2 separate regions of the Homo sapiens genome follow, and region 1 is linked to region 2. Evidence: read pairs that join two places in POLR2A ChIA-PET (ENCODE). Cell type or tissue: OCI-LY7. All regions are shown on one strand. Region 1 overlaps PPP2R5C (protein phosphatase 2 regulatory subunit B'gamma). Region 2 overlaps YY1 (YY1 transcription factor).

What was found. Peaks named below come from ENCODE experiments on the same cell type or tissue, not always from the same donor. Only the 100,000 strongest peaks of a DNase experiment are listed, where the experiment ranks them.
Region 1: POLR2A ChIA-PET joins it to region 2 with 5 read pairs; 1 of 35 experiments calls an interaction of 5 or more read pairs at or near these places.

The regions. Positions count from the first base shown.
Region 1 is chr14:101,849,232-101,854,231 of GRCh38, forward strand. The region is part of intron 3 of PPP2R5C (protein phosphatase 2 regulatory subunit B'gamma); the gene reads left to right. Among named protein-coding and RNA genes, the nearest start is that of PPP2R5C, 90 kb to the left of the region's middle. RefSeq lists an enhancer at 2,819-2,928. In OCI-LY7, a CTCF peak has its summit at 241; DNase peaks (open chromatin) are centred at 640, 1,436 and 2,642; H3K4me3 peaks cover 656 bases; H3K27ac peaks cover 538 bases.
Region 2 is chr14:100,255,946-100,260,945 of GRCh38, forward strand. All of the region lies in intron 1 of YY1 (YY1 transcription factor), which reads left to right. Among named protein-coding and RNA genes, the nearest start is that of MIR6764, 19 kb to the right of the region's middle. In OCI-LY7, a CTCF peak has its summit at 2,210; a DNase peak (open chromatin) is centred at 736; H3K4me3 peaks cover 3,706 bases; H3K27ac peaks cover 4,011 bases.

The DNA of each region.
Region 1 (5,000 bases), 1.6 Mb after region 2:
GGACGTGTATGTGAGTGTCGTGAGGTGGTATGCCAGGAGTGCTGTCCTGGCTGTCAACCTCGTGTATCCTCAACACCACTGATAATGCACTGCCCCGCCCATGGGTGGTGTTCGGGCTCCAGCCACAAAGCAGCTCCTTGAGGCACTATTTGGTGTTGTCCGTAGTGGTTTTAATTTGCATTTCTCTGGTGGTTATTAATGAGAGTGACGAGCCCTTCATACGTGGTTAGCCATTTGGATCTATTTTGTGAAGAACCTGATTAAGACTTTTTCCTATTCTTCTATTTGTACTCTGAAGTTTTCTTACTGAGTTATTGGACATGTTTATATATTCTGGATATGAGTCTATTGGTTATATGTATTCAAATAGTTCTATCCTGTGCCTTGCCTTTTCATCCTTGTGGATGTCTTGATGAAGGAAAATGTTTAATTTCAGTGTAGATATATGTATATAATTTGATCCAGTTGCTTCCTTTCTTTCTTTCTTCTTTTCTTTTCTTTCTTTTTTGTCCCTGTGTACCTAGTTGTCCCAACACAACGTGTTGAAAGGCCGACTTTTCCTCACTCCTCTGCAACCCTCTGCTGTCACAAGTCAGGTGTCGATTTATGCATGAGCCTGTGTGACAGCACAGAGCCTGGCTGTTTTCATTCATGAAGCTTTACAGGAAGTCTTGATTTCTGGAACAGCAAGTCCTCCAGCTTGGTTCTTCTCAGGGGTGTCTTGGTTAGTCTTAACCCCTTGCATTTCCACATACATTTTAGAATCCATGTATTCAGTTCCACAGAAGTGTGTGTTGGAATATGGATTGGGATAGCATTGAATCCGTAGGTCAGTTTCTTACTCGGGTAACTGTTATCCACAGGCTGCTAGAGCAAGCATCAAATCAATGGTTAGCTAGTAAAAGCTCCCCTCTGAGTCGGGGATGGGTGCAAGGGGCCGTTCTCACTGCTCCTCTCAGCGTTGCCCAGAGGTCCTGGTCAGCGCAGTAGATAAGAAAGAGAAGAACAATGTGGGGACTTGCAGATGAAAGGAAAACCAGAGGGATTTAGCAAGATAGCTACATGTAAAAGTGATACTCAAAAACCATTTTTTCTGTATTGCAACAGCAGTTAGAAAATTAAGTGTTTTTAAAGATACCATTGACGATCACATCAAAACATAGCAAATACCTAAGAATAAAATCTGAAAATTAATGTTTTGCACATTTTGAGAAGAAAATTAGAAGACTTTATTGGGAGACATTTAAAGAGAACTTGAGTAATTGGCGAAACAGTCCATGTTCATGAATTGGAAGACTCAATCCTGCCAAATTCTTAAGTTCTCCCCAGATCTGTATGGGAAATATAAAGGGCCATGAGCAGTGAAAACGTGAGGAGGGACCAGGTGCAGGAATCAACCAGACATTAAGTCTTCTAGGGCTCTAGAAACTCAGACTCCAGGTGGTGCAGGATGAGGCAGTGGCCAAGAAGAGAGAGAGCCCTGCCTGCACAGACACTGCTCTAGGACACAGGAGACACTAGAAGTCATGGAGAAATGGTCATTTCAAAAAGTGGCATGTGAATATTATCTTTAAAAACAAAATAGAACTGCTGAGCTTTTGTTTACTTGGTGGGGGAAACTCATCCTCTGCTAAGTTTCCTCATCTGGGACATAGAGGGGAGTGGAATTTAGTACATATTAATGATGAATCCCAAATTTGCCCCAAGTTGTTAGTTCAACTTTGTTCCTACTCGTTTTGTACTAAGAATAAATACATTTGAAAGACAAGATGGCACCGTCGCTAAATGTTGGCTCCTGCCTTTCCGAGAGCTTGAGCGCTTCTTTCTGTTTTGCGTGAGATCTCTTGTCTGTGGGCTCGCGACTTGCATAGACCTCCCCAGGACCCTGGGAGCACCTTGCATGGAAGAATACACTTGGGGCTGGCATGGTGGCTCACACCCGTCATCCCAACATTTTTGGGAGGCTGAGGCAGGAGGATCACTTGAGCCCAGGAGTTCAGGACCAGCCTTGGCCAACATAGTGAGATTGTGTCTCTATAAACAATTTAAAAACTAGCTGGGTGTGGGTGCATGCCTGTAGTCCCAGCTACTCAGAGGGCTGGGGCAGGAGGATGGCTTGAGCCTGGAAGGTCAAGGTTGCAGTGAGCCAGGATTATACCACTGTACTCCAGCCTGGGCAACATAGTGAGACCCTGTCTCTAGTTAAAAAAAATAAAAACGTGCATGGAAGCTGAGGGTGCTGCTTGACCTGATGACGCTGTGGTCTCTGTGTTTGAAACTTGGCTGCTTCAGCTGCTTAGTGAATATTACGTGAGTGACCAGGGAGTACTTCCCACCCTTGTGAGCCTGCACATTCTGGGGTATCTTTTGAGTTGTCACTGTCTAGGCTGGTAGTTTTTGCAGCTGTGTCTCCTTGCTCCATCGGGGTAATGCTTATTTGGAAGGCCCCAACATCTGTGCAGCAGAAAGTCCTGGTTCTGCTGTCTTTCTGCAGCTGCCATGCTGAAAGTTGGTCCTTTATGGTGTCTTGGAGCATTTCTTTTGACCACCAAGACTTTTCATGTAAATGTGGGCTTGGCTTCTTTTTTTCAATCAGTTTCCTATCCACAGTTTACATGATGCCTCTTGGTGCATAGTGACAATTTAGTAATTCAGCCTTACTTCCTCATATTCTATGATTTGGTGGCTAAGCATGTATGTCACAGCTCTCACTCCCTTCTGTAATTGAGGTACATGTTGCTAGCAACATCGGTGAAGTTGGCTGTGGTATTCGCCGTTTAGGACTCATTTACAAAAGCCTTCACTGCCCAGTAGTGGTCTCCAAACTCTTCTGTCCACGCTTGCCTGGCAGCAAAAACAACCTCCAGCACACACCTCCACTGCGTGTAAATTTGTCTGTTGAATATTAGTATGTTGTAATTTCTTGTTCTTTGTAGAAGAAAGTATAAATAGACACCCTGCTGTTTTCTTCCTACGTTCCAATCTTGAGTAACCCCCAGGCTCACCCTGCACTCTAGATATCACTGACCAGTGAAACGCATTCAATTTCTGTACCTCCCTGACTGTTGGGACCAGGAGCATGTATAAAGCTAGACAGGAATGCTCCCAGCCTACTTTAAAGGAGATCTTTGTTAAACATCTCTATTTATCACTGATTAATAACAGGCTTCCCTTTAGTAAATACGTTTTTTAAAGAATAGCACATTCTTTTTTTTTCTTTTTTTTCATTTTCTTTTTCTTTTTTTTTTTTTTTTTGAGACAGAGTCTTGCTCTGTCACCCAGGTGGGAATACAGTGGTGTGATCTCAGTTCACTGCAACCTCAGCCTCCCGGGTTCAAGCGATTCTCTTGCCTCAGCCTCCCAAGTAGCTGGGATTACAGGCACCTGCCACCACACCCAGCTAATTATTTTGTATTTTTTAGTAGAGATGGGGTTTCACCATGTTGGCTAGGCTAGTCTCGAACTCCTGACCTCAGATGATCCACCCATCTCGGCCTCCCAAAGCGCTGGGATTACAGACGTGAGCCACCGCGCCTGGCCAGAATAGCACATTCTTATCTCCACCTTCTTTCTGTCATTTTGGATGCCCTGGGTCTTTTCTCCTCTTCTCCTACGGGTTTTGCATGAGTATGTCCATGTATATTGCTCCGGGGTATGATTGAGGATTTATCTTGAAATATTTGGAAATTGTCTCAAATTCACAATAACATATTAATTAAATAATGGGAAAAGCTAAAATGATCTATACAAGTATGAGGCATTTGTAATAACACTTTACTGTTACAAATCAGAATACGTAAAGGTATGAAGCATATTCTTCCACCACCTCCACCCATTTTTGTTTCCCCGTGGTACAGTCCTGTCAACGCAGCAGAAAATAAGATTTTTAAAATATGTTGATGAAGAAGTTGTTAAATTAACTTGTATTCAAAAAAAAATGGAAATATTTGATAGGGCCCAAGGATGCAGTTTTTTACTTTTTTACCCAATTCATTGTTACAGGTTTTTTTTAAAACAGTAAAATTCTTTTAAAAAAAAAATAGTCAAATGAGATTTTTTAAATGAAGAAAAGAAATGAAAAAAAGAGCTCATGAGATTATAATCACAGGCATATCTGCTTATGGTCTATAAGCAAAAATTCTACAGAAACACCCTGTCTGGAAGCCTAGAAGAATTGAAATTCACTTGCCTTTTAGAACAGTTTGGATAGAAATTTTATTAAAAACCGTGTTACTCTGCTCTTCCTTCTTAATTGTAATAAATTTGCTTTTGTGTTTGAATGACAACTTAGTCTTTTATTCTGAGTATCAGTTACTGTGCAGTGTTTATAACGCGAATGATGCTTTTAGGGCATTTTGAGGCATGTAAGAGTGATTTAACTCCACTCTGAATGATCCCAACATCCTTTTGAGTTTCAGTTCCCTGAAAAGGGTACATTTGGCCCTCGTGTCCGTATCTGCCACTTCATAGCACCGTGGCCTTAGGCAAGCTGTGTTGGCTCTCGTACCTGTGTCCTCGCCTCTAGATCGGGGTAACGGCACTGGCTTGAACTGCTGTTAGGAGGATTTGGCGAGGACATGTTCTTAAAGGACTTAACTGGCTACTCCTTAGGAGCCAAGCTGTGCATAGCGTGGCTCTTAGGGAGAACGGTGGACTCTCAGTTCTCTGTAGTGCCAAGAATGTGAGAATGCCAAACAGCTCCAAATACACAGGCTGCGACAACACACACGAGCTCATTTAAGGTAATCCTGGCAAATTAGGGTACAAACAAAGGTGTAGAATTGATGAGAATTGAAGGCAAGCAAAGAGGTAATTCCAAAAATGAACGTTTTTCATTGAAAAAGACTGGATATCTGAATGTGAAGAGTCCTGAACGCTGTAATGACAGTTACTCGTTTCAAATAGTTGCACAGCCACTGAGTTCTCAGAGTATTTAGGAATAAAATTTTTGTTCTCATGGTGTTTTAGGATCCTACAGGCAGTACACCCCACTCCCATGG
Region 2 (5,000 bases):
TAGATAATCTTACAATGTCTTTCTGGGGCTTTCAATGCAGTCTGAGTCAGGCATGGTATTGTGGGCCTGTAGTCCCACCTACTTGGGAGGTTGCAGCAGGAGGGTCACTTGAGTCCAGGAGTTTGAGGCTGCAATGAGCTATGATCATGCAGACTATGATCACTCTAGTCTGGTCAACAGAGCCAGACCCTGTCACAAAAAAAAAAAAACATCTATATGCCAGTGATTCTCACAGATTACGATATAATTCTCTCTGACCTAGGTTTCTTATCCCCTATACATGCATATTTAGTTGCCTTTTTGAGGTCTGCCCATTAGATTTTGCACAGATACCTCAAACCAAAGAGGAACTCTAAATCTTCTGCACATCATCTCTTTCACACTCTTGTCCTCCATCTCATCAAATGACACCACCATCTTCTAAAAATTAGAAGCAAGAAACTCAGGTGGCATACTTGGCATCCCTGTTCCTCCCCAACCCATCTGATTAATTATCTAGCCATGTTTATTTCTCCATCCATTAACAGATGGACAAAATGGTATGTATGTACAGAATATTATTCAGCCATGAAGAGGAATGGAATGTTGTTATATGTTACAACAGGTGGGTCTTAAAAACATTATGCTTAGTGAAATAAACCAGGCATGGATGGCAAATACTGTATGATTCAACTGGTATGAGGTACCTGAAATAGGCAAATTCATAGAGACAGAAAGTAGAATTGAGGTTAGCAGGTGCTGAGGGGAAGTGAAAGTTCTTGCATAATGGGTATAGAGTTTTTTGCGGGAATGAAGAAAATATTTTGGGTATAGATAGTGGTGATGGTTACACATTCTGAATGTATTAAATGGCACTGAACTGTACACTTACATATGGTTAAAATGAGAAGTATTATGGTAATGTATATTTTACCACAATTTTTTTTTTTTTTACGAAAACCGTGGAAATATAGAGGTTGGATTTGGCCAACTGGCTGTACTAGTTGATTCCTGATATAGGTCATAAAGTCTTGTCAGCGTCTACTTTAGGCTTCTTTCATATATTTTTTTGGTTTCTGATTCTGAATTATTTTAGTGACCATCCTGAGGGTTCTTGATATTCTTCAGTGTTGGTAGTGTATGCCACTTGCACTTGATATGTCGCTAAGTTCTCTTTAGACAGAGCTAGTTGTCTCCCTACCTGTGGATATACCTCTTCAGTCTCCTTTGCAAAGTATTCCTCAGTCTTTCAATATTAGAATTGCTCAGATTTGGGTTCTGAGCCCCACTCAAGAAGTATTTCCTCATTTGACTTCCCTCACTAGACTGTAAGTTCCTTGAGAGCAGATACTTTGTTTCTAGCTTTTATTCCCAGTGCCCAGAACAATGCCAGGCACATAGGAGGCCCTCAATATGTGTAGAACTAATGATAATAATCATTTAGCCTGTGATTCCTTTATGCCATGAGTTCAGTCTTCTGTCTCAGCACACTTGAGACATGCCCTCTGGGGTAGACTGCATGTTTGTGTCTCTCCCAGATTCATGTGTTGAAATCTTAACCCCCAATGTGATGGTATTAGAGGGTAGGTCCTTTGGAAGGTAATTTAGGTCTGAGGGTAGAACCCTAATGCATGGGATTAGTGCCCTATAAAAGAGACTCCAGAGTGCTAGCCCTCTGGTTCTCTCTATGCTATGTGACAAGACAGTGTGAAGATGGCTATCTGCAAACCAGGGAGTAGGTCCTCACCAAGAACACCACCATGCTGGCACCTTGATCTTGGACTTCTAGCTTCCGAACTGTGGGAAATAAATGTTGCCTTAAGCCACCTAATCTATATTTTTGTTGTAGCAGCCCAAATGGATTAAGACACTTTCATCAGTAGCTTATTCAGAGTAGCACTGATTCTCAACATTGCTATCATTCTGTATCAGAAATATAAAACATGGCCCACACCTGTAATCCCAGCACTTTGGTAGGCCAAGGCGGATTGCTTCAGCCCAGGAGTTCGAAACCAGCCTAGGTAACATAGTGAGACCACATCTCTACAAAAAATAAAATTAGCTGGGCATGGTGGTGCCCGTCTGTGGTCCCAGCTACATGGGAGGCTGAGGTGGGAGGATTGCTTGAACCTTGGAGGTCAAGGCTGCAGTGAGCCATGATTGCTCCACTGCACTCCAGCCTGGACAATAGAGGGAGACTGTGTCAAAAAAAAAAGAAAAGAAAGAAATATAAAACATGAGGACAAATAGCTCCCTTGGCCACCAAAGTATTTCTGTACCCCGTGAAAGTTTTGATGTAGAAGTAGATGTGCCAGGCTAGAGGGATGGGCACGTGCAGGGGGTGTCAGTAGGAGCAGGCAGCCCTGGGAACAGGAATGAAATTAAAGAATTTGAGTCCTGGGTTTGTGTCTTAGGGTCAGTAACCATATTTCCTGTCTCTTTTTCGGAATACATCCAGCTATTTTTTTCCTAGGCCCCACCTAGGAATAGATAGTCTTCATCTGTGAATGGATAACCTTGGGTATATTATCACTAGTGTTCTTTCTGAACAAGAGGCAGCAGAGCTTAACAGTTAAGCATATAAATCTTAGGGGTAGACTTCATGAGTTTTTTGTATTTTTAGTAGAGACGGGGTTTCACCGTGGTCTCGATCATCCTGACCTCGTGATCCGCCCGCCTCGGCTTCCCAAAGTGCTGGGATTACAGGCGTGAGCCACCACGCCCGGCCCTCATGAGTTTACATCAGCCACTTCCTAGCCAGTTAACCCTGAGCAGGTTACTTAACCTCTCTGTGCCTGCGCATTCTCCTCAGTAAAATGAAAAAAATCTGTGATTCCTTGTAATGATGTATAATTATATTTCCTAGAATGAAGAGTGGTGGAATTAGAGTCATGTAAAGTTTACAATTGTATTCAGTGCTTTTCATTGCTGAGAGTGATTGAACTTGATAATGACCACTTGAATCAAATGGAACCTACGTTCTATCTTGATCTTCCTCTCATACTCCAGCTTTGCTCTGAGGTCAGAAAGCTGTGTGCTAAGCAGTTATATGTAGTTTTTGGTGGTTGTAGATTTCGTTTTGGTTTGGTTGTTGGTCTTGATTTTTAACACTGGTGGAAAGGTAATTCAAGGTAAAAGTTGAAGCCAGTTTCACTTCTGAAATATTTTATTTTACTACTTTTGGTGAGACAGACAATTTGAGAAGCAAAAACTTGCAGTTAGCCTTGAAAATTTCGGAGTACCTATTTCTAATTTAGGCATCAAAGGTAGAAGAAGACTTGTTTTTGGCCTCTGGGCACTTCTGCTCTACCTTAAGAGGCAAGACCCGCCAGGCACTGTGGCTCCCAGCACTTTGGGAGGCCAAGGCGGGTGGATCACGAGGTCAAGAGATCGAGACCATCCTGGCCAACGTGGTGAAACCCTGTTTCTACTAAAAATACAAACGATTAGCTGGGCATGGTGGTGTGTGCCTGTAGTCCCAGCTAATCGGGAGGTGGAGGCAGGAGAATCACTTGAACCTGGGAGGCGGAGGTTGCAGTGAGCTGAGATTGTGCCACTGCACTCTAGCCTGGGTGACAGAGCGAGACTCCGTCTCAAAAAAAAAAAAGAGGCAAGACCAACAAAAATTCAAACTGGAATGATTGAGTCTGTCAGGGAATAATCTAGGAGCTCAAAGAAAAGGTAGGAATCAAGACTGAACTGATAAAATGAACATGCCCTCAAATTCTCTAGAATTTGAGCTAGACTTTGGAGGGGAGGCTGGGTTGAGAAGAGAGGTGGTAAGAGAGAGCAAAACTCACACTTACTGAAACCTCCTGCCATGCACTTGTGAATTTAACCCATGAGAAAAGCTGGTTAGAATATAGAAGGCATGTGCAAAGGAGAAATAGAAGGTAAGACCAGGTATGTTGTTAAAGTGGGACCAGACAGCATTGGACCCAGAATGCCAGATTGAAATAATTTACAGCAGCACTGAAGGGATTATACCATGGGTGAGAATATATCAGCTATATTTTCTGTGCCAGTTTATCCTTTGCAGTATCACTAGAGAAAATAATTGTGAAAATCAATTAAGAAACTACTACAGTCATTTAGGTTTGAGATAATAGGAAATAAGTTGATGGCAGTGGATCAAAGAGGGAAGACTGGTGTTTTTTGTTTGTTTGTTTGTTTGTTTTGAGACGGGGTCTTGCTCTGTTGCCCAGGGTGGAGTGCAATCTCGGCTCACTGCAACCTCCACTTCCCGGGTTTAAGCAATTCTCTTGCCGCAGCCTCCCGAGTAGCTGGGCTTACAGGCGCCCGCCACCACACCTGGCTAATTTTTGTATTTTTAGTAGAGTTGGGGTTTCATCATGTTGGCCAGGCTGGTCTTGAACTCCCAAAATGCTGGGATTACAGGCATGAGCCACTGTGGCCTGGCCGAGAGATCTTTTAAAGGGGATCAATAGGATTTGGTGTCTGAGATATGGGAAATGAATTATATGGGGTCTGAATATATGAATATATATATATATATATATATACACACACACACACATATATGTATTTTTTTTTTTTTTCTTTTTTGAGACAGAGTCTCGCTCTGTCACCCAGGCTGGAGTACAGTGGCACAATCTCTGCTCACTGCAAGCTCTGCCTCCCAGGTTCAAGCGATTCTCCTGCCTCAGCCTCCTGAGTAGCCAGGACTACAGGTGCCCGCCACCACGCCTGGCTAATTTTTTGTATTTTAGTAGAGACAGGGTATCATTGTATTAGCCAGGATGGTCTCGATCTCCTGACCTCGTGATCCACCTGCCTCGGCCTCCCAAAGTGCTGGGATTACAGGTGTGAGCCACCGTGCCTGGTCCTTTTTTTTTTTTTTTTTTTTTTTTTTTTTTTTTTTTTTTGGAGGCAGAGTCTTGCTCTAGACTGAAGTTGCAGTGACGCAGTGACGTGGTCACGGCTCACTACAGCCTCGACCTCCTGGGCTCAAGTGATTGTCTTGCCTCAGCTTCCCAAGTAGCTGGGACTACAGGCATGCA